3 separate regions of the Homo sapiens genome follow, and all the other regions are linked to region 2. The links are chromatin loops, found by intact Hi-C in ENCODE. Cell type or tissue: HCT116. All regions are shown on one strand.

What was found. Peaks named below come from ENCODE experiments on the same cell type or tissue, not always from the same donor. Only the 100,000 strongest peaks of a DNase experiment are listed, where the experiment ranks them.
Region 1: it touches region 2 in a loop (10-fold over the local background); 77 of 110 quality-filtered maps call a loop at or near these places.
Region 3: a loop joins it to region 2, with 5 times the contacts of the local background. A loop is called at or near these places in 20 of 110 quality-filtered maps.

What each region holds. Positions count from the first base shown.
Region 1 is chr10:50,998,706-51,006,705 of GRCh38, reverse strand. It overlaps a transcript of PRKG1 not described here. Among named protein-coding and RNA genes, the nearest start is that of PRKG1, 72 kb to the left of the region's middle. In HCT116, a CTCF peak has its summit at 4,945 (motif pointing left); no DNase peak of the experiment used is centred here; H3K27me3 peaks cover 746 bases.
Region 2 is chr10:52,211,902-52,219,901 of GRCh38, reverse strand. All of the region lies in intron 9 of PRKG1 (protein kinase cGMP-dependent 1), which reads right to left. The region is part of intron 1 of LOC124902425 (a long non-coding RNA gene); the gene reads left to right. Among named protein-coding and RNA genes, the nearest start is that of PRKG1-AS1, 98 kb to the left of the region's middle. RefSeq lists a silencer at 6,139-6,433 and an enhancer at 6,061-6,562. In HCT116, a CTCF peak has its summit at 3,947 (motif pointing right); a DNase peak (open chromatin) is centred at 3,981.
Region 3 is chr10:51,385,326-51,393,325 of GRCh38, reverse strand. All of the region lies in intron 2 of PRKG1 (protein kinase cGMP-dependent 1), which reads right to left. Among named protein-coding and RNA genes, the nearest start is that of MIR605, 90 kb to the right of the region's middle. In HCT116, a CTCF peak has its summit at 3,803 (motif pointing left); a DNase peak (open chromatin) is centred at 3,785.

The DNA.
Region 1 (8,000 bases), 1.2 Mb after region 2:
AAATGCATGGAAAGAAAACTGAGACAACACCATGGATGGAAAAGAAAGAAAGGAAAATAAGTCCTAAATATGACCTATGTCAGAGTACCATCTGTGATTCAGGAAATTACTCCGAAAATAGGGTCAGAGCTATTTCAATGAGCAAAATTAGATCCAAGTATAGAGTTAGAAATATGGGAAGAATACACATGGGCCCATTCCTGTCACAGGGTTAAAAGTTCTTATATATTTGGTGAATGAAGTCAGAATCAATAAATGATAACAATGAGAGCTAACATTTATTGAATGACTACATTCTATAAGGCAATAAACTAAATCTATTACATGCATGAGCTCATTTAATCCTCTCAACAACCTTGAGAGGTTTTTAATAATTGAAGAGGCTGTGGTTTTGTGTGTATTTTTGCATGATAACGTCAGGTTAGTACGGACACAAAGTGTCTTTGGATCTCCAAAATAGTTCATATGTCTTCCCACATATTAGCTGATTGACTGATAGATCCAACTGCCTTGGGAGAAATAAAATCTGAAATAGTATTAGTCCACATGAAAAAGCTCAAATACAGTAAAACCAGTCTCTAAGCTGCAAACAGGCACTGGGGCTACACAAAGGCTTAACACTGACATGGGGAGATGGGCACATACAGAGAAAGTTCAGTGGAAGCACACCTCCCCCTCCAGCCTTCAGAGTTTGAAACTGAGGTCAACTGCACCGTTAGAATATCTACAAACAGCCCCTAACCCATATCTCTACATCTGCAACTCCACCAGATATGAAAAGTTATCCCCTCATTATTCCTGAGAACTGAACAACGAATAGACAATGAGAGGAGGGGAGAGAAAGGCTTTTGTGAAATAAGGCACCCAGCCTGGAAAAATATGCACAACTGTCAATGATCCCTGCCCACTCAGACATTCTAGCACTCTGAGCAGCTCTTCCAGCAATTCCAGTGTCTTTCCCTGAGCCTGAAATAGCTGGTCCCCTCAGGGTTCCTGCCTTATGGACAATTCATCACAGTGTTTCGTTTAAACTCGGCCTTCAAAAGCGGCTCTGCTAAGAAATTCATTCTAGAGTTGGTTGGGGTGTTAACCTGAGTGACAACACATTTTGTGATCTGCAAACCAGATCATAAAAAGACACTTTATGTTATTAATATGGTAATAATACCTAAACCATCTCATTTCCTTTTGTCCTATTGTTCCAATTTACAAATGTCCAGCTTACCATGTCACTGGAATATCAGTCTTTCTGAACTTCTTGATATTTGCTTGATTTGTCATTTTTGTTTTGTCCATCAAAGGAGACGAACAAAGATATCTTCTAAAATCCTTTCAAAGCAAGAGGCACTATAAACTTACTACCAAAACTAAATTTTTCAAAAGCTCTAAAACTTTTAAATCTGTGATTCCCGGGATCATTTTATTTTATTTTTTTTTAATTATCACAACCTACCCTGTTACTCCTGCACAAGAGTAGGCTGAAATTTCTAAGGTTATCCTTCCTCCTCCCCCAAAATGATTTTACCTTTTGGCTCCAATCACACGATTGAATACCCTTAATATGATTGAATTCTGATCCAAATAAATGTTTGCAAAGATATCGTTCAGTAAATCTAGTCCAATATCACTACAATGACCAAGAAAAAAATAATGAAATGAAATCTCTACCGAGGTTGCCATCCTATAAAAGGAAATCTCCACTGAGTGGTTCCAATACCATATATGTCCAAATCTCCCTACTAGCCTTTTGAAAAAAAAGTAGCTGAGAGACTTGGAATTTGTTATTTTCCCAAGTGGGAGCTAGAATATCAAAAATTTATTTTGATGAAAAGAAAAACAAATCATTATGATTCTTAGAGAAGGACTTGTGGTTATTTTATTTAAGAGCAATAGATACAGTTTTATCCTTATTTTCCTTATTTTCAAAATTACACTGTAGCAATTAATTTTTTTTTTCAGCTTAAACACACACACAGGCACACACCCACAAACATCAAACCAAGTGCACAATATGGACTTTATAAACCTGAAAAGTAAAAGGGCATGTAAACATCATTCCGAAAAGAGCATTCTCATGAATGTAACTCAAGTATAAAAAAAAGAACCTTCCACGTTTCCACTAAGTTTGCACATTTGATTTTTTTTAATTCTGTCTGTCTTTAATGTAGAAAATTAATTTTGTTTATGCTGCCAGCCCACAGTTTTTTGTTTTGTTTTTTGTTTTTGTTTTGTTTTGTTCTGATTTTGAGACAGAGTTTCTCTCTTGTTGCCCAGGCTGGAGTGCAATGGCACAATCTTGGCTCACTGTAACCTCCACCTCCCAGGTTCAAGCACTTCTCCTGCCTCAGCCTGTCCAATAGCTAGGATTACAGGCACCACCACGTCCGGATAACTTTGTATTTTTAGTAGAGACGGGGTTTCTCCATGTTGGTGAAGCTGGTCTCGAACTCCCAGCCTCAGGTGATCTGCCCACTTTGGCCTCCCAAAGTGCTGGTATTATAGGCATGAGCCACCGTGCCCGGCCAGTATACATTTTTTAATAGAAAAGTTTATAGATCATTTATCTCATATAGGAAGTGTATGTATAATCACATAAACTAAAAAAGTCAAATATTAATAGTTTTTTTGACCTAGGACTCTCACTGTTTGGAATTAATCCTATAAATAAATACATAAATAACATATGAGAAAATGTGTACAATATCAATTGCAGCATTGAATGCTTGCAAAAAACTTGCCAAAATATCAGTATCAATAAGCTGAGGTACATGAATACTATGGAATTACTATTCCATAGCTATTAGAAAGACCAATATGGACTGATCTGGAAAGAAGCCTAGGTACTATTATTAAGCAAAAAGAGCAGGTTACTGAGGAGTGTTATGGAATTATTTTATTTCGGGTGAAAAAATAAAACCCTCCAAATAAGCAGGTGAGTTCTCTCTCTACATATAAAGATTTACGGAAACATACGGAAAGTTTAACATTGGGTATCTGCTGGAAGACAAGTAGAAAGATTGGGAGGAGAAAATAAAATGTTTATGTTTTTATTATCTGACAACCAGCACACATTGTTTTTGCAATTAAAACAATCAAGGAAGCAGACATAGGCTAAGAAGAGATTAAAGTCAGCAAGTCTGAGATTTAGCGTATGCTCATAAGTATCACAAAAGCATGTCCGGACTTTTAACATGGCAAATGGGGATTTGGTACCACAAAACAGAAACTTTTTCTTCTTTTTCTAATTGCTCTAATATCAAGAAGCCCAGAGATTCCACAGCCTGTCTCCTTTTGTGTGGACACCTCTCGTGATGCCCTGGAGTCAGATGGTGAGTCTGGGTAACCGGGGGATTTCAATGTAGCATGCTTCAAACCCTGCTGCTATACTTCGGGAATTTGTCTTGGCCTAGATAACAAACTAGAAAGATCAGAGAAAATAAAAGATATTACTGTCTATTGCTTGCTTCACTATGTCCAATGCAGGCTAGGTGTTCTGTTGTTGTTGTTGTTGTTGTTGTTGTTGTTGTTGTTGTTGTTGTTTTGGCCCTGCAGACACGAGAAAGCATACCCAACATTCAATCTACCCTTGGTTCTCTCTGGCAGTCATAGACAGTGTAACATTGTTTTTTTCCTAACCTAGGAAACATATTGACTACTGTCCCAGAGAGCATTTCTATACATTGATAACCTCAAATAAATATATCACAGAATTTCAAAACACTTTTTATAAAAGCATCTTATTGTCAAACAGGGCATGAAAATGTGAACTGTTCTAAATTCTCAAGTTCCCTTCTTGCCTGTTTATCTAAGTATGATCTAACACAGTATCTGAGCAAAAAGACCAATTAAAGAGGCCAAGGAATAGCATTAATCCAAAACTGACTTGTTTTGACCCAGAGTACAACTTCCTTTTACCACTGACCCTTGATTGCTGGGACAGACCAAAATAAGTACATTTCTCCTCAGCGTTAAATCACAAATGATGCCAGTAGCAAGACTGCTTCACATCCAGGCCCCTGGGAGGTTTCACATGAAAGGGGTCACAGACTGAATGAAATAGCCTTTTACAGGAAGGCTGAATGGCACTCTCTGAGGGAATATTGATCCAAAAATGTACAGCCCATTAGACCCAACCCACAATGTAACCCTGTGTGGTATAAGCCAGACTACTCTTTACCCTAAAATTTTTGAGAGGCAGTTTATATTCAGAGTAGAGTATCTCATAAAACACTTTGCTATTCTCTTAAAAATATTTAGATACATGTAAATAAATAATCATATTAACTTGATTATTAAAATATTTTTATAATGGGAATCTCAGATTACAATAGGCCACATTAAGATTTAATTAATTACATTCTAGAATCACAGAATTATCAAGGAGATCAAGCAACCTATTATGAGTTTCATCTAATAACTGATCTAATTTTTTCCTATAATAATTTTCTTTTAATTTGTTATGGGGGTAGAAGGGAGTGAATAGGAAGCCATTCCTTTAGTCTCCTCACACATACTTTTTTTTTTTTACTACTATTAATTTTCCATTATTTCTCTGTTTTCTCCTCTCAGCCAAATATAAGTCCAGAGGTTTCCTCATAGGGGTTTTAGGAATTTCCCAGAGTCAATGTTCAAAGAACTCTCCATGCAAACTGTACTCTTTGTTTCTCTATTCCTTAAGACAAACATCGAGAAGAAAATTTAGCTTTTTAAATATATTCCCCAAAACCACTACTAACTGGAAAAAAATGTAAGACCATATGTACTTGATAATACACTTTTCAAACTTATAAATCCTGATATTGAGAAAGTTATATATTTGACAATATATTTTAAAATTCAACTAAAAGCCATTTCAAACTCCTAGTGGAGCCCACAATTGTTAAATATTATACTTCTGCTGCCATCTTGTGGTAATGGTTGAAATCTCTCTATGTCTCCCCCTCTATCTTCTCCCCACCGTACCACCTCTTTTTTGTTGTTTTTCCTACATTTAGGAGGGTACTTCTACTCAAACCTTAAGGATTCCCTTTCTTAAGCCATAGGGGAGATGACCTGAACAATGCTCTAGAAAGAAAAGTGGATGTTTGCAAATTCCTCATCCTGTATGTAATATACTTCTTTTCTCCTTATATTTTTCTCGTTTAACAAAGCCATTCCTTTTAACAATATAATTTAATACAAAAAACACATAGTTTTAATTTGGAATAATCTAATTTTTTTTCTACAAGGAAAGGGAACAGATTAAGGGAAAATAAATGTGTATCCTATCAAAGATTTTTCCCTTCCAAACTTTTTCCAAATTGTTTCTTTACAAAGAAAGGAGTCGGGGGAAGCACCATGTATTTCTGCTATAAAATACCACATGATGGAATGGCTCTTCACAGCCACAGGCATCTACTGTCAGGAATCAAGAAGGAGCCTGGAGGAGGAAATGAGAGGCCTCGCTGTGGAGACAGTACGGGAAGTGAGAGCTCCCCAGGGAACCCAGACTGGATGGAAGTGGGTGCCCCAGCATCCTTTATTATTTCTAGGCTGGCCTCTTCAGCCATGGACCTCACTGTCTCAAGGCAAGAGAGTTTATAAATCTGAAGGAGGATGAGAGTCAAATGTTTTTCTGATGATGTATTAATGTGAGCAATTTTTAACCAGAATGACTTATCCTCAAAGCAAGAATATATTTCATGAAAACCACCATCTCCATCTAACTCTATGTCCCCACAGCAATTCCTATGAAGAAGTTGACAAACAGCATGCAAGGAGTCATTCAAACACAGATACAGAGAGAACTCGGCCAGAATTCTTCAAACAGGGCAGTGGGGAGCAAAAACACAAACAGGAGAACAATCCATTTCATTCCTTGTTGAAAATGACTTTAAAACAATCTTTCCCAAAACTTTCTTGTGTACCCTTATTGACATTACGCACAATCTGTATTTTTACACCTCATTCTTAAAAAAAAAAATCTATGAACTCTTAATACTTAGCCTTACCCTCAGCAACATAGCTACACAGCATGGATTTGATGTGATTGTTGTATGTTTTCTCCCAACACTTATTAAAATATCTATAACTATAAAATAAATTCACTTCTCTACCACATAGAAGCATCCCTGGTGCCACCAATTATATAAACATCACACTTTGGGAACCATTGTTATGAAATTCAGGTGCTGGCTAAGTAGAATCTAGTGAATCTTACATTTACTTATAAATAATTAGCGTTAAGTGACACAGAGTCAAGATTCTGATTTTCAGAACCATAGCTCAGATCAGAGGCTCTCAAACATTTTTTTCTGCAGTGATTCACAAGATAGATGACATTCCCATGTGCAACATACTCTTGTGAAAAGACAAGACTGTCTGTGGATTATGTGCAATTTCCTGCCATGTATTTGTAATCTTCCCAGTCAAGAAAGCCAACTGGAATGCAAGAAAATGGCTATCCCTCGGGAGGTGCCTGTGAGTGCACGCAATCTTATTTTTTAAGAAACAAATTATTCATGAATTTTGATTTTTAAGCCATTATTTACTCATTTCTACCTTACAACTAATCAAATACACACCATTGTCATGGCACCACAGTTAAACCTGCCAGAGTAAAGCACAGGATATTGGATTGAGTATTTTGGAGTGATATTTTTCTCTGAGAGGAGACCAAATGGAGTGTGAACTGGTTTTATTCTTGGGAAGGCTTCAGGATTTTTAAAATTTGTTTTTTAATACGTTCTAGATAGTGCTCCTCTTACCTCTTCTCTGAAAAGTAGCATGTGGGAAGAGAAATGTATGGTAAGCTGAGGTTTTTACTTGGCTGGAATTTTTACTGTAAACAGACCTGGTTTCTACCCAAGGGTTTACAACCTGAGATACAAAATAATTTTCTATTTGGAAAATTTTTAGCATATGTAGCCAAGTACCTTGGTGACCATGTGATACATGAAATTAGTATTATCTGCACTATGGGGGCAATGAGAAGCATCAAGAAAAATATTAACATTTACCCAAAGGCTTATAGATTTGCTTATTAGACAATAACAGTACCATATAGTTGAATAAATAGACCCACAAATATTTGCAAGAGGCAAACATACAATTATTTTTAGAACCCTATAAGGTTTTTGCCAGTACTTTTCCAGCATTTGAGGTCAGAGTACTCAAATAAAGACACATCTGAGAATTTAAAACACATTTTAAAGTACTCTCTAAATTGGACTAAAAAGGAAGGAGAGTCTGAATTAGGAATAAGTCCGAGAGGATAATTGAAGAAGTGTAGTTGCAATATACCTATTACAAATAAAACAGTCAAACTAAATCCTAACAAGCTGATTACAGTAGTCATCTTCCTGGATTTGCCTTAATAAATAAACACTCAGATGAAATCAGCACAGTCATGTTATCATCTTGCACATGAAAGTGCTATCAGTGGGTTCAAATACATAACAAAATCAATCCAAATCAAATCCTTGAATAACAAATTAACTGCTTAGGACTAATTTCCAAGAATATATAAAATCAATATGTACTAGAAAAAGGTTGAAGATGCGGCTAGCACACTGGACAGGAAAAATTACAGTGTTTTAAAACTTTTGAGTCAATATAAACTTAATATTGATTGAATTTAAAACTACATAATTTTCTAAGGTAGTATGGGTTTCTATCATATTCATATGTAAGAAACAATTTTAAAATGTTTAAAATAAAATCAACATAGTATACCCCAAAGTTGGTGATCCATCAATAATGTTTAGTGAGCAGTGCAGAGAAAGTTAAGCATTTTTAAAACGAACTCTGTTATTTAAGAACAGCAATAAGTAAAACAGGGAGATTAGTTTCTACTACCAGTCATTATATAATAAAACAAATCTATTTAAAAGACATACATTTTCTGGATATATCCATTTTGCAGGGTGCAAATATTTTAAAGCTTTGTTTTGTTGTTGTTGTTATTTTGTTTTTTGAGATGGAGTCTCTGTCATTTTGTCGCCTAGGCTGGAGTGCAGGGG
Region 2 (8,000 bases):
ATTACTTTAGAAAAATAAATGAGAAATGTATGTTTATTTTTTCTCCCCACCTCTTTCATTTGCAATATTTAAAGGCCTATGGCATAGTTTGCTCTTGGCAGGATAATTATAAATATGCCCAGTGTTTGGTAGCAAAAAGGGTAAGAAGGAATTATTATTTTGCCCTCAGTATTTATATGTAAATTCACTTGGGTGATTAACAATAAATAACAAGAGGATGAGTGATTGTCAGCTAATTGTTAGTTATTCAACACATTGTTAGCCAGTATGGGGGTTATTTAATTTCTTCCCAACTACATCTCCTTCTTTCCAACAGTTTACTTGAGGCACTTTGTTGTTTGTTATTAGGCACTGAGAAAAAATCAGTCGGTTTAGTAGTTTGTTAGCAACCATGGATAAAAGCTTATTGGAGGAGAATAATAAATGAATATGCAAAGTGAGATGTTGGGATTGTTTGTTATTAATATTTATATCCTACCTCATTGGTTCTGCCTGATCCTATTCTAGATTATCAGTGAAGGCATCTTAGACTCAAAGGATTACTGGACTCTTATGCAGAGAGTTTGTAATCTGAAGGAAAATACACTATAATTACATTTTCTAATTAGCTAAATTATTGTCATTCTTTTCAGCTAATTTCTTTATTTTATTTTCCTATGACTTTTCTAATTCTCATAAGCTTGTAAATAGTTGCACATGACTAATTAAAGCCTCCCAGCTCAAAATCTATTCATCCTAGTACGTAAATGTTTTATGACCCACTTACATCTAGTGTGAACATAGGAAAAAAGTATTCCTTACAGAAGTGCTCACCATGAAAACAAAAAAGTCCCACAAGGGAATGTACTTCTTTCTTTGTTTTTCCTTTTTAAATTGTGTTTCATTTTTAAATAAATATGCTATCATTTGCCTTTTATCTTCAGCTTATCTAACTACTGTTGAATTTAGCTTTGGTTCAACACAGAAACTGGTCATAATATTCTCTTATATTTTGTTTCAGAAAAATTATTAACATTATATTATGGTTAAACAGTTTAGTTTAAAATATTAATTAATGAAGATAAGACTCATAAACACTAATTTCATTTCATGGGAGGCCCTGAAAACATTAATGGCTCTTTTGCTCATCAAACACTTTGAAGGTATCAAAAGGGAAATTTACCTTGAAAAAGTATCCTAATCCCTATAAATTTTTAATTTAAGAATCCAGAATAAACACTGATTTTTGCAACACAATTTTCTAAAGTAATGAGTGTAGAATTTATATAATTTTTAAAAGTCTAAATTGTTTAGAAGTTAAGACTTCTATTCAGGTTGGAGAATACTGCCTTGGCTGTTGTGAACCAAAATTTTGTATTGCGACTATTCATACAGTTGGGTAAGTTTATGTTGAATCAAAAAGAAATTGGGTCATACTTGATAAGGTTTTAAAATATCTTTTTTAACCAGAAGCCTAAAAACATTTAATAATTTCTGCTTGTCCCTTCTGTTGTCATCTAATTGCTTTTTATGAGAATTTCTTGGATTCTGTCTCTCTATATGGCCTTGTGCTTGCTACCTCAATGCCAGGCAAAAGAGCAGCCCCTTTGATGGATGTCAGCTGTTAAGACGCCTTAGTTCATTCTGTTTTTACCCACTCCCCCAAAACCAAAAAAAAAACTGTAACCTATTTTTCTTTTTTTTTTTTTTTTGAGATGGAGTCTCGCTTTGTCACCCAGGCTAGCGTGCAGTGGGTGATCTAGGCTCACTGTAACCTCTGCCTCCCAGGTTCAGGTGATTTTCCTGCCTCAGCCTCCTGAGTAGCTGGGATTACAGACGTGTGCCACCACGCCCAGCTAATTTTTGTATTTTTAGTAGAGACAGGGTTTCACCATGTTGGTCAGGCTGGTCTTGAACTCCTGACCTTGTGAACCACCTGCCTCGGCCTCCCAAAGTGCTGAGATTACAGGTGTGAGCCACGGCTCCCAGCTGTAAGCTATTTTTCTAAACCATTAATTTCCTAAGAGAAGCCATTGGAATGAGAGATAAAATAGGAGTTTCATTTATTATGCAAATTATAAGTAGAGAGTAACGGAGGAAGGAAAAGAAAGGCTAGCCACAGTGTCATTATTAAAATATCCTTTGTGATGATGTCTATACTACCAACAGGGCTGAGGTCTGATTTATCTCCCAGCTAGTACATTTGCATCAGTTGCCCAAGCCACCAATGAAACTTGTTTCCATTGTCTCCTATCCAGTAGGAGACAGCACATTTGTCAACCCATTGTATATTGTTTAATCCTTGCTATTTGAGTAACTGTAAACCTGGGTTAATGCTTGCTTGTAGTTTCTATTATTCCATATTGAATAATTAAATCTAAATCTCTCTATGTACCATTTGAAGACAGGGTGAAAATATTGTTTGACGGTAGGGTGTACTAAAATTAGAGTGATGTGGTTTGCTTTAGTTCCTAGACTATGAGATTCATTTGACACTAATCTAAAAAAGAGAGAACTCTACTTATACATATATAAGTGTGTGTGTGTGTATATGTGTATATATATATATAGATAGATAGATATATAAATGTGTACGTGTGTGTGTATATGTATATTTACCCCGCACATCTCTCAGGATAACTCTAGCCTCTCCCAGGATATGTACTTATTCCTCCCCAATTAAAAATAAACACAACAAAAGGAAGTAGGATAAACTTACTCCTTAGTAGGCTTACAACTAAGAGGTGGAAGGAGGCAAGGTCAGAAGAGCCTTGGGTGCTATTTTGGAAGAAAGGGAAACAGGGCCTACTTAACCACCCTTCCATGACCTGTGGTTTGAGAAACACAGCTCTGAACAGTTCCCACACAACAGCTGTTTTTCCGCATCACCATCAGACAGGAAGTGGAATGGCACATAGAATGCAATTTATAGGATCTGTTCTCTCAGAAAGTGAAACAGGATCTCCAGGCTATTAAATTCACGGTGGTGCAGGAGCTGAACTCACTTATTAAACAGAATTGTCTGCCTAGTAAAAGAAAGCTTCCATTTGTGAAAAACTAAAAAGTTTTCAGAAGTATTATGCAAATAGTTAAGCAGTCACTGGGTTTAAACAAAACTTATTTTTAAAATTTAGAGACATTTTGATCCATTTAATTCTCAGAAAAAGATAACAAACTGATCTTAAAAAACCGCACCAAAACCTATGACTGTATAAAAACCAAAGGCTCTATTCCCTCTAGGACCATGCAAGAAATGGCATCAGAAATTCCAGCCACATTTAAAATAGGAATCAAAATCTATCTACAATGCTCTGCAGACCTGGCTGTATTAACTGCATCTAATTCTGGGGCTAAGCTAATACTAAAAGGTAAAGATGAGAAAATAGGTAATGTCCATTTTAATAAACAGGTATTTTTCTATTTTGGATGTTCCATCTAACTCTGACTATTCAATTAAAGTCTTATTGTCAAAACTCTTTGCTCTGCCAGTGTGATTTGATTTTGAGTCTCTTGCAAAATCCATGTGCAATTATTTCCCTGGCATTCCGGTAGCTATCTGCTGGTTTCCCAAAAGATCCCCAGCCCAGGAGCCTGTTGACTGAAGTGATACCTCTCCCAGAGTGAGAAGCTTAGTGTCACTTGTGTTCCATGCATAATTTTTTTGATTGAAATGAAAATTTAAGCTTCCATGCTGTGCTTGGCAATCCTTGTTTAAGAAGTGTCTAAGAAGAGTATATTCAAGAATGATCAAAAGAACCATCTGTAGTCCAAACCAATAGCTCCTTTGCATTCTTGGAAGCAGTCTGAAGAATCTCCCAAGTCTGCTAGCTCTCTTCTTACTTCAGTAAATTTATGAGAAAGTAATAGCCTCAGGGTCTCTGGGTGTACAGTTTGCTTGTTTCCTTTGCCATTGTCTCCTTAGCCACTTTATGTTTCTTGAACAATTCTATGAGGATGAGTATATTCTCCAGATGGCCACTGGAGGGCACAAAAGTACAATGTTTGCCTTCAAGTTAGGCCTTTGTGGTTTTGTTCTTCATGTGAAACATAATCTATGCTTAAGATATTCAATTAGATATGACATTTTCACTTTTAGAGCACAACTAGTAAATATCTACCTTATCATCTACCTCTTGTCAGTTATATTCTGAATGAGATCAAAACCAAAAGTTATGTTTCTAACATTACTATTATAAAAATGTATATTAATATATTTTCATTCCTTTCACCTTTCATATTTTAAAGTTATCCATCCAAATTCATGATTTGAAATTTTCACAAGGAAATTGTTTCACTTTGAAACATGTATGAATGTATGAATACCACCAAAGTGTATTCAGACATCTTCCCATGGGGAAAAGAGAAAATATTGAGGTGATATTGAAAAGTACACTGACCTGAGATGCACAAAAGAAAATACTTTTATTTTCTTGTTGCTTTAACTATCTAAATGCCTGTATATCTCGCTTTATAGCATAGAATGCTTATAGCAAGTCAGCTTCAAAATATACTTTTTTTTTTTTTTTTTGAGATGGAGTTTTGCTCTTGTCGCCCAGGCTGGAGTGCAATGGCCTGATCTTGACTCACTGCAACCTCCACCTTCCAGGTTCAAGAAATTCACCTGCCTCAGCCTCCCAAGTAGCTGGGATTACAGGTGCCCACCACCATGCCCGGCTAATTTTTGTATTTTAGTAGAGATGGGGTTTCACCACATTGGCCAGGCTGGTCTCAAACTCCTGACCTCAGGTGATCTGCCTGCCTCCACCTCCCAAAGTGTAGGGATTACAGGCATGAGCCACCATGCCTGGCCCAAAATAGACTTTGTATTTAGAATAATACATCTCTCCAAAATGGCATCTTCATGCTGGCATTTTTTTTTTTTTTTGAAAAAACTTTTATCATTATTTTAACATAAAAAATCATGTGAATTATTGCAGAAACTCTTAAAATGCATATTAAAGTTACATAATAAATAACCGTGACAATATTCAAAATGACCCACAAATTATAAAACCGGCCTACTGCTTTCATAGCAGAAACTGTTCCCTCAGTGAAAGGCCTCCTGATTGGTTACCTGCTCCATATCTTCTTCCTATTGTCTCTAGATTTAACTTTCCAAAGCACATAGTCATGTTAGCTGGGCTTTCCTCATTACATTTGTATCAAGTTGGAATTCCTTTGGGGGGCATTAATGGAACTTCGCTGTGTAATCTTTATCTGGCCTCTTTCTTCACAGCCACTCCTTTCAAACTTCATGCTCTAGTCTCATAGGGCTATTAAAGAATCCTTAAATGGTTTGTTTGTGAAGCCATAGCTACTATTTCTTTAGAAAATAAAAATAATTTCCAAGAGTAATTGTACTTACTGCATGCTAGCTACTACACAAAGTGCTATACATACATACTCTCAATCTCGCTCCAAAGTCTGAGATGTGTTTATCTATGACCTCCATCTTATAGGTAAGGAAATTGAATGTTAGTGCGGTGATGATTCCTTAGATGTCACTGTATGTGTGATATCAAAGTTTGTGCATCTAAATGACACCAGCATACTGTTCTCTGTTTGCATATTTTCATGCTGCTGTGGATTTTGGGCTAAATGAGAACAGTGAGAGATGTGCACCCAAGTTATATCCTGGTGGGTAATCTGAAATCTTATTACTTTCTTTTCTTCCAAGCAGAACCCTTACTTCCTCTATGCTACTGTTGCACTTTTGGGTGTCAGCAAGTTGGATACTTATGTATTCACACTCCTTTGTAGAGTAGGGGATCCTAGAGTTTGGGGAGGGTGTATATTCATCTCAGTGTCTTAATAACCCAGGAGAATGGCTGACATATTGGATGGGATCTGTAAATGAGGACTCTCCCATTTGCCAGACTGTGAAAAAAGTAGGCTTATTCCACATCGTAAATGCTCATCAAATTTTGAAACATATACATTTTATTTTCTAAAAAGGTATTTCTTGTAGATGTATTAAATGTATGTTTGGTTTTCCTTTTAAGATTTCTAGGCAGTGTTATTTGTAAATATCAAGGATGTGTTACGTTAGTATTATTTATAAGTTATTTATAATGGAGGCACTTAACATTTACATTTACATAGAGGTAGAATACAAAGTGAATTTCAAAAGACAGCTACCTAAAGGATTTGTCTCTGCTCTGTGGTTGGTGTGTTCTTTCACAGTAGCCACTGCCTCTCTTCCAGTCTCTCCCACTGCTGAGTCAGAGTCCTGCTCCATCTCTGTAGTGACTATCCCATTCCTGGAAGCCGGATGGCTCTACTAAGCTACTTAGTTGAACCCAGCTTCCTGCTCCCAATCCCCACAAGTCCAGTGAGATAAATGGCTCTTTTTTCCCTAATGAGCAACAAAGCACATCCTATGTCCCTGTCTGAACTGGTTCCAGCTAGGATTTCATGAATGCATTGCTGCTATGTTAAAATGGACTCTTCCTTATGTTGGTCACCAAGACTTTTTCCTTGAGCTTCACTAAAAAGAAGCTAAGATTTGCATTGAGTCTGCATGTTAGGACATAGTGTCATAAATAAGGTATGACGTTTCCATGACGAGTCTTAAATAAACCCATAACAAATTTTTTACCAAACAGATTCAGGTGAGATGTTTCCTGATTTTCTTCACATTTGAACACATTTGTTGCCAACTCAGTTTGTAAAGCTATCAAAAGTCAACTGAACTTCTTTTTTTCATTTTTTCCTGTTTTGTAAGAGTTTTATTTTTATTTTTATTTTTTTTATTATACTTTTAAGTTTTAAGGCCAGGACTAAACTTCTATTTCTTTGTGTCATAACATAGTGACTGACTTATATTCAGAGCCGAATTAATATATAACTACTTGAAAGTTTATTTGCTTTAAGTGCAAAAGTCAATTTCTTAGTGTGTAAACATTCATGTACGCAGTGGTTATCAGGACCACTGATATAAAGCACTTTGAGAGTTGCTGAACTTTCCCATGTATATCTAACTTGTTATGACAAAATCACTCTATGTTGAAATTCCTGTTCAATTTTCTTTTAGTGTTTTCACTGAAGGTAAATTTGACTTTTTAATAGGAAAAAGCTACAATCCCTTTGCGAAAAACAATATCTAACAGAAACCAAATCGAAACTTGGTTTTATTCCATAATCCAGTTAAAGCATAATAAAAAATGAAGCCAAAACGTGGATTGAGGTTACTGAAAAGATTTCTGTTGGAGAGAAAATGATCTATGGGTTTCATGCAATCAGAAAGATAATTCTGCCTTGTAACTAGTATTTCTCTTTTTTTTTAATCTCTCTCTCTCTCTCTCCCCTACACCACCCCTCTCCCCCCAACAGCCATATGGATGAAAAGATAGAAAAGCTACAGTATATGAGATGAGAAAGTATATGTTATCTTTTTAATTCTCTCTTTTTTAAAAAATCAAGGAACAGGGAAGAAAAATTCTCTTCTTGGAGGTGTTAAAGTTTGTGATGGTAGTTACATTAACAGTTTAGGAGGCAAGTGAATTACCAGTGTTAAATTAAGGTTAGCCTAAAGCTGCCTCCTTTCCTATTTTAAGTTCACCCTAAAGGTTTCTCCATACAGTGAACTGTAACCTAATGAGGTGTAAACAGACTGTAACCTACTTTTCTATCAGTCAGAGCGCTTAGGCCAATCACTGGTGGCCGATTGCTCAAACCTTCTCTGACTAAAGCAGATGCTGAGCTGTAACCAATCCAGCTGTTTCTGTACCTCACTACTGTTTTTTTGTACTTCATTTTCCTTTTTCAGTCCATAAATGTTATCCGACCATGTGGCAGCCCCAGAGTTGCTCTGAATTTATTCTAGTTCTGGGGGGTGCCCGATTTGCAAGTCTTTCTTGGCTCAATTAAATTCTGTTAAATTTGTCTAAAGTTTTTCTTTTAACAACAGTAATAAAAATGTTTTAACACCTAATAAAAAAGTTAATTTGCATTAAAACACACTACCAATGTTCAGGTAAGTGGTATTGAATTCATGTAACTTTAGAAATATAAGATTTATA
Region 3 (8,000 bases), 830 kb after region 2:
AGGAGCGCCTCTTCCCGGCCGCCATCCCATCTGGGAAGTGAGGAGCGTCTCTGCCCAGCAGCCCATCGTCTGAGATGTGGGGAGCATCTCTGCCCCGCCGCCCTGTCTGGGATGTGAGGAGCGCCTCTGCCCGGCCCCGCGACCCCGTCTGGGAGGTGAGGAGCGTCTCTGCCCGGCCGCCCCGTCTGAGAAGTGAGGAGACCCTCCGCCCGGCAACCGCCCCGTCTGAGAAGTGAGGAGCCCCTCCGCCCGGCAGCCGCCCCGCCTGAGAAGTGAGGAGCCCCTCCGCCCGGCAACCACCCCGTCTGGGAAGTGAGGAGTGTCTCTGCCCGGCAGCTACCCTGTCCGGGAGGGAGGTGGGGGGTCAGCCCTCAGCCCGGCCAGCCGCCCCGTCCGGGAGGGAGGTGGGGGTGGTCAGCCCCCCACCCGGCCAGCCGCCCCGTCTGGGAGGGAGGTGGGGGGGTCAGCCCCCAGCCCGGCCAGCCGCCCTGTCTGGGAGGGAGGTGGGGGGTCAGCCCCCCGCCCGGCCAGCCGCCCCGTCCGGGAGGGAGGTGGGGGTGGTCAGCCCCCCGCCCGGCCAGCCGCCCCGTCCGGGAGGTGAGGGGCGCCTCTGCCCGGCCGCCCCTACTGGGAAGTGAGGAGCCCCTCTGCCCAGCCACCACCCCGTCTGGGAGGTGTACCCAACAGCTCATTGAGAACGCGCCATGATGACAATGGCGGTTTTGTGGAATAGAAAGGGGGGAAAGGTGGGGAAAAGATTGAGAAATCGGATGGTTGCCGTGTCTGTGTAGAAAGAAGTAGACATGGGAGACTTTTCATTTTGTTCTGTACTAAGAAAAATTCTTCTGCCATGGGATCCTGTGGATCTGTGACCTTACCCCCAACCCGGTGCTCTCTGAAACATGTGCTGTGTCCACTCAGGGTTAAATGGATTAAGGGCGGTGCAAGATGTGCTTTGTTAAACAGATGCTTGAAGGCAGCATGCTCCTTAAGAGTCATCACCACTCCCTAATCTCATGTACCCAGGGACACAAACACTGCGGAAGGCCGCAGGGTCCTCTGCCTAGGAAAACCAGAGACCTTTGTTCACTTGTTTATCTGCTGACCCTCCCTCCATTATTGTCCTATGACCCTGCCAAATCCCCCTCTGCGAGAAACACCCAAGAATGATCAATTAAAAAAAAAAAAAATTCATCATGTAAAAATTCTGTTCATAGAACCCAAGAATTTATTTAACTGTTGGTCAGACTTAGAAGAGCAGAGGTAGAACATACTTCCTCTGATTTCTGTGGGATTTTTGCTTATTTACAATATTTCTTACATTTTATTCAAACATTTATCAGAAGTTCATATAATCGGTTTGAGGAATAAGCAGAACCAGTCATAACTTTCATGGGCAAGGAAAAATATCCATTGGAGAAAATAAGAGCATTTATTTTTATCCAGATAGAGTTCACAGTGATTCAGAACATTCTATAGTGGTTGTTGAAAACACCACCTCGTATAAAATAAATTATCCCACTATGGCAAAAAAGCAGTCAATGCTCATGTCAACAAGAGAACAAAATATTCAGGGAAATTAAACAGTTTTGCAAATAGCAACTGATGAGTTTCTATTATCCCCTATTTCTTTTTGGCAGGAAAACAACGGAACAAAGTTGGCCCTATTGGCTCTGATGAGCCCTAATCCTTTCTCTGCCTAGAGCATTCCACCTAACTCAGAAGGTGGTAAAATCCTCCCTACCACCAGATGAAAAATGATAATGTACTTTAGTGATAATATGTGTAAGCCTCAAAAGGCAAAGCCAAAGTGTGAATATTCTCTCCTAAAAGAATAGAACCATAAATCTTCCTCAACAAATACATTGACTAGCACAGGTGCAAGCAGGAACTTAAACATAGAGAGAAACCTAAAGAAAGATTCCACCAGTACTCTTCCACCAACCAGATTAGCAAACTTTGCCTCTAGCACACCTCTAAGGAAATCAATTTCAATGGTACCCTAAATCCAAAGTTACACAATATGTGAATTCTTTTGTTGTTTTAAACAAATTTTTAAAACTCACTCACTCTGCAGGAGGTAAGTTTTATAATCATTCATTCTAGTAATTAACTAAGAAGGCAGCAATGTGTTCTGGAAGCAGAAAAAAGAGTTCTGTTTCGGACTCTACCCTTAGAGAGCAAGGATGAAGAAACTAGGTTCTAGAATAAGCCAAATTTGCACTCCTCCACAAGTTCTACAATCTTGGACAGCCTCTCCCCCTCTCAGTGCTACAATTTCTGCCTCTGAGAAATGAGGATAACACCATAATCCACCTCAAATGATGTTTACGAAGACTAAATCAAAACCAATTATCTTTGCGCAGGGTTTTTCAACCATAGGATTATATAATAGATGTTTTGGACTGGATAATTTTTTGTTGTGGAGTGATTTCCTGTGCATTGTTGGATGTTTAGCACCATCCATGGCCTCTACCCTGTAGGTAACAGTAATGACAATGAAAATGTCTCTAGATATTGCCAAATGTTCCCTCGAGGCAAAATTATACGTGGTAATAATCAATGCTTACTGCCTAGCAAATGGCAACTCCTGAATAAATGTGAGTCCCTCTACTAGAGTACTTCAGTTGGTGTTACCTGTTGTTATAAGGAAGAAGCCTTAACCTCACCTTAAGAAAGTAAATACCACCATGGACTTTAGGTATACTAATGTAATAATAAAGGAAAAAGAAAATTGTTGATAGACTAAGTATTATGCAGTGTTGCAATGATATTTATAGGTACACATGAACTCGTGTTATCTTCAAAGCTATCCTAGGGAGTCAAGACTAAGTTTTCTCCAAAATTCTTTCCCATGAACATATTGCTTAATGATAATTTTATAACCTGAAGTTGAATTGTATGTAAACATATTGATTGTCACCTTGAAACAAGTTTCAAAGTGCCTATGAATATACGCATGTCATGAATGTGTATATCAATGTATTTAGCAGCCTGCAGTTTCCAGGAATATGAACCTGTCTGTAAAGTTGAAGCCAACTTTATGGGCCATAAATGGACACTGCCAAGAGCCTCACCCAGTGATTCCAGTTAGTCATTTCAGATATAAAGCCATGGTATGTGGCTTGGTGGAATTCCCACAGAGTTTTGCACTTTGGATGTGTTCCACATGATTCTGCCTTAAATGCTGTACTATCAACTGAAGTGTGTATGGAGTTTTGAAACATTTTAATTCAGCTTATTCAACTGAATGCCTCGACCACAAACATTCCTGCTTACCAAGCACATTGGCTCTAGCTAGAATCAAGCAATTAGGGAGGGATGACATTCTGCCAGATTTTGCATATGGCCAGTGGACTGAAATTCATTTGGGTCCATAAACATACTTTTCCACAGATGGGAATTTCAAGAATTTGAAAGAGTCAAAGCAACCTTCTGGGAGCCCTCCATCTCCCTATCTAAGATGGAATACAGCTGTCCGATTGGGCTGCTGGCAGAAAAGTCACTGAAAGTGACATTTCTTAGTTCCAAGATGTTCTTGTTCCCTTATCATTTTATGTATTACTCAATAATCCATCTGTATATGGGAAGTAATTTGTGAGCTAATCCAGCATTATTATTTCTCTATATATGGAAAATAACTTATAAGCTAATCTAGTATTATTATCTCAATTTTTAAAAAGAAGTTACTGAGAATAAGGGAGCTTAACTAAGTTGGCCAAGGACTTGATGGGACACCCACCAAGTAGAAGGGTGAAAGTGCAAACCTAGAGCTGTCTGCCTGCCCCAGGATGCCCCCTAGTGGCTGACAGGCAATACCAAGGAAACTGTACAGCTGTGGCGGCATGTTAGGGGTGATCAATAGAGATGAAATTTAGTTAAGTAATTCTAGTACTGTGAGGAGTGTAAAAGAATGATCGGTGTTTGAATATTATTTTTAGGTTTTCTATCTGTGGGGTTCTTTTCCTAACCAGGACTGACCGCTTTTATTCTGTGGCATGGGGCACCAGGATAAGGAATAAAAAAGTTATTTCTCTAAGAGTAATGTCTTTGCATAAGATTAAAAGGCCACTTGCATAACGGAAGCAAAGCTGTAAAAGTTATGAAAATTGGTCATAAGAAAGAGGAAAAACAAGATATCTTTTAAAAAGATTTGTACTCGTTTCTTAAGGAATGTTTAATCAGAACTCTTGTTTCCAAACTACATCAGAGGCAACTTTTCCTACAAAAATCCTGTAATTGGCTATCACAAGTTATACGCCTGGTCAGTACAATTATATTGCATCCCTGAAGCATTACCTAGATAGACAGATTTAAGAAGAAACCTATTTTTGTATTAATACAATAGCAACTTGGAATCAATTACCATGTTTCAAAGGACCCTCATTAGATCTGCTGTCAGTTGCACAGAATTCATAATTTGTCTTTATTGCAAATGTATTTCTGTTATTTTCCACTAGCAACCAAAAAACTAGAACGCTGGTGAGAAAAAAACTTCCTTTTAACCAGACCACCTTGCTGGTTGGTATTCCTTATTACAGTACAGAGTCAACTACATTATTTTCACAGTGTACTTACTTTGACATGAGTTTACTGACAACTTTCCTAGACAATTTGTTTTTATAAAATATGTTATAGAATTATAAAGTTACCAAAACAATCTAGAGGCATCGTTGAGTGTTAGGAGAATTTAATTGGAAAGACAGAATTTTTTTTTCCTCACATGACATTGAACATTTCAAAAACACTGTTGCCCTTTTACTGAAAAGCTAATATTTCCCTCCAGATTTCTGATTCTCATATTCATAGGGCCTTTGGTAAGCTAAACTTTAACTTGAGGCTCAAGACTATATAAATATTTATCATGGACAGAAAATTTAAAAAGAAATCTTAGTGATTTTAGGCATCAAAAGAGATTTGTGTGGTGTAATAAAAGAGTCCTGGACTTAAATTCAGGGGGTTTGCATCTGATCTTTGATCTGTCACTATTTGAGCTAGTCTCACTGGACTCGGTTTCTTTACCTCAGAAGTAAGAGAGTCAGATCAGATGTCTTCACATATGCCCCCAAACTGTGGCAATATGTGATGGCTATAGGGAACACTTTAAAATAAAAGGGGGAATATACATTACTAATGAAAAGAAAGTGTCCCAATTCAAAACACCAACTCATAGTAACGGTCTTATATATGGCTTGAAACAAAAATGTATTTTAGGGTTTGATAAAAGTAAGTTTCAAAAATATACCACATCATTTCTTCAACTCTTAAATTAGAACATTAAATGTTAAACACTTTAAGAAATAAATGAAAAAACAAAAATATCATTGTCAGTCAACCCACTAACTTCAAAGCTGACATTCTTAATTTAGATAGTAAAAAACTGGATTTAATTTTAAAAATGACTTCATACCATATGCCCAACATTAAATGTTTATTATTAATAATAAAATATATCAGTAGCAGCAGTCACTTTTAGAAAACCAGTGCAACTTAGATAAGTCCAAATAGAATGAAATATATTAGAACATAATGGAGGAGAAGGGAAATGACTCCATGTGTAGAAATGAAAATACAACTTAATATGTTTAAAAGAAATAACAACTAAAGGGAGTTAGCAAACTACATGAAATAATTTTGTGTCCTGCTATGTGGCACTTAACCAGCCAGAAAGCTAAAAGCTGGCCTTTCGAATATTTGTCATATGAATGTTTCAATATCAATTCAGGTACCAAGCCTTCCTAAGTGAAACAGGCAGAAAACAGCAAGGGTTCATCATTGGGTTGGCAATAAACAGGTAGTAACTATTCCTGCTGGGAGAATTCATCTCTAAAAAGAGGTGTGATGGACTGCAAGGACTTTATAGCCAAAGAAAAATGACTGGCTACATAATTTGTAGTGCCCAGTGGAAAATGAAAATGCAGGGCCCCTTCTTTAAATATATATATTAAGTTTATTTAAATTTCATATATTTATATATAATATTTACATATTTAAACTTATTTTTATTTATATGTATATATATAAAATATATAACATTTCAAGAGGACCACTGCAGAACATTAAACCAAGTGCAGACCCCCTTGACCACGGGCCCTGTGGAACTACACAGTTCCCACATTTATGGGGCTGCTTGTCCTGTAGACAGTTCATTTCTTGTTCAGCCACTTATTAGTTCTGTATGGGACCTTGTGCCAGATGATTGGCTGCTCTCACCTTCAGTTCTTCATTCGTAAAATAATTAAAACTATATAAGTACCTCCATAGGCCTGTTGTAAAAGTCACATTGACCAATATGTATTATTTTTTAAATATACTAGTATCAATAGCTTGGTGGGTGAGGACACTCCTCTTTATGATTACAATTTATAAAATTCTATTTGTAAATCCCAACAGTTTTTTCTTTTCTTATGAGGTCTTAAGAAAGAGGTGAATTGATAAGCAATGAACATGAATATTCCAAAGCAGGTAACCATTTTTATCTCCAACACAAAGACTTTGTGGTTCTTACTGATTTCCCTTAAATGATTTATTATAAGAATACAAGAGTGCTGTGATGATTAATTTTATGTGTCAACTTGACTGGGCCATGGGATGCCTAGACAATTGATCAAACATTTTTTGGGTGTGTCTCTGAGGGTGTTTCTGGATAAGATTAACATTGGAATTGGTAGGCTGAGTAGAGCAGATTTCTCTCTTGAATGTGGGTGGACTTGATCCAATCAATTAAATACCTGAACGGCACAAAAAGGCCGAGTAAGAGGAAATTCCTCCTGCTTGACTGCTTAAGCTGGGACATTAGTCTTTTCCAGCCTTTGTACTTGGAATGAAGCATGCACTGTTCTTGGGCCTCTAGCTCATTGGTTTCTGGACTAGAACTTAGATCATCAGCTCTCCTACTTCTCAGGCCTTTGGACTCAGACTCAATTACACCATCACTAGTCCTGGGTCTCCAGTTTGCCAACTGCAGATCTTAGGAATTTTCAGCTTCCATAATTGTGTGAGCCAATTCCTTAACGTTTCTTTAAAGAACCCTGAGTAATACATGACTGCTATAGAAACAGTCACACTCATATTAATGCAAGTCCCTGATTTTCCTAGAACAAAAATATTGTAGACAATATTTTATTGCTCTCAGTTCACCATGGGATCTGAAAGACTGAAACATCTGAATAATGGAACAAGAGGAAACATTCTCTTGGAAAAGGAGGTCTAATGTGTATGCAACTTACACCATATAATTTTCAAGAACACAAGGCATCTATACTGCTTTTTAGTAAATTTAACTTTTATTATCAGTAAGAATACATTTTTACACTCTAAACCAATGAGAAATTTAACTCATGATTCTTTCTACTCTTGAAGGTGAAGATTTTGGAGATTATTAAAGTTCAGTGCAACCTCTTTTGTATATATCCTCTTGATAGACACCTATTAGTAGAATAGAAGGGAGAAATGTGAGAGAGGAAAAAGAAAACTAGGAGATAATCCCTGTGGCTTCTTTTTGGCCTCTACTCCTTTTCAGTTCAAAGAAATATAGTAGAAGAAATAAAGAGACTTTCTGATTTTAAACCATCAGGTTACTATTTCAGAGTCTGGGTGGCTAAAAACCCCATGGGGGCACTGTGAATGGTCCCTGATTTAAGGACTGGTTTGTTTGGGGCCAATCCCATGAATGAGGGCTTCGATTCAGAAAACCAAGGCCAATGTAGGAGTCCATCACAGGGTCTGATTCTGAAGATGATGAGGGCTTAGAATGATAAGCATATTCACATGTGCCCTCTGTTAACCTGACCCAGGGAAAGGCTAAGAACACATTTGGTCCATCACAGGAATGGAATGGGCTACTGTGGGTAAACAGCATTCACTTAATGGATTGGGTTAAAAAATTGCTTGCATTTAAAAAATAGATAAATGAATTACTTATTTGATATATTGTCCTTAACGTATGCATTATCAACCATTATTTAGAGATCTCAGGTTCTGCTGTTTATTTTCACTTG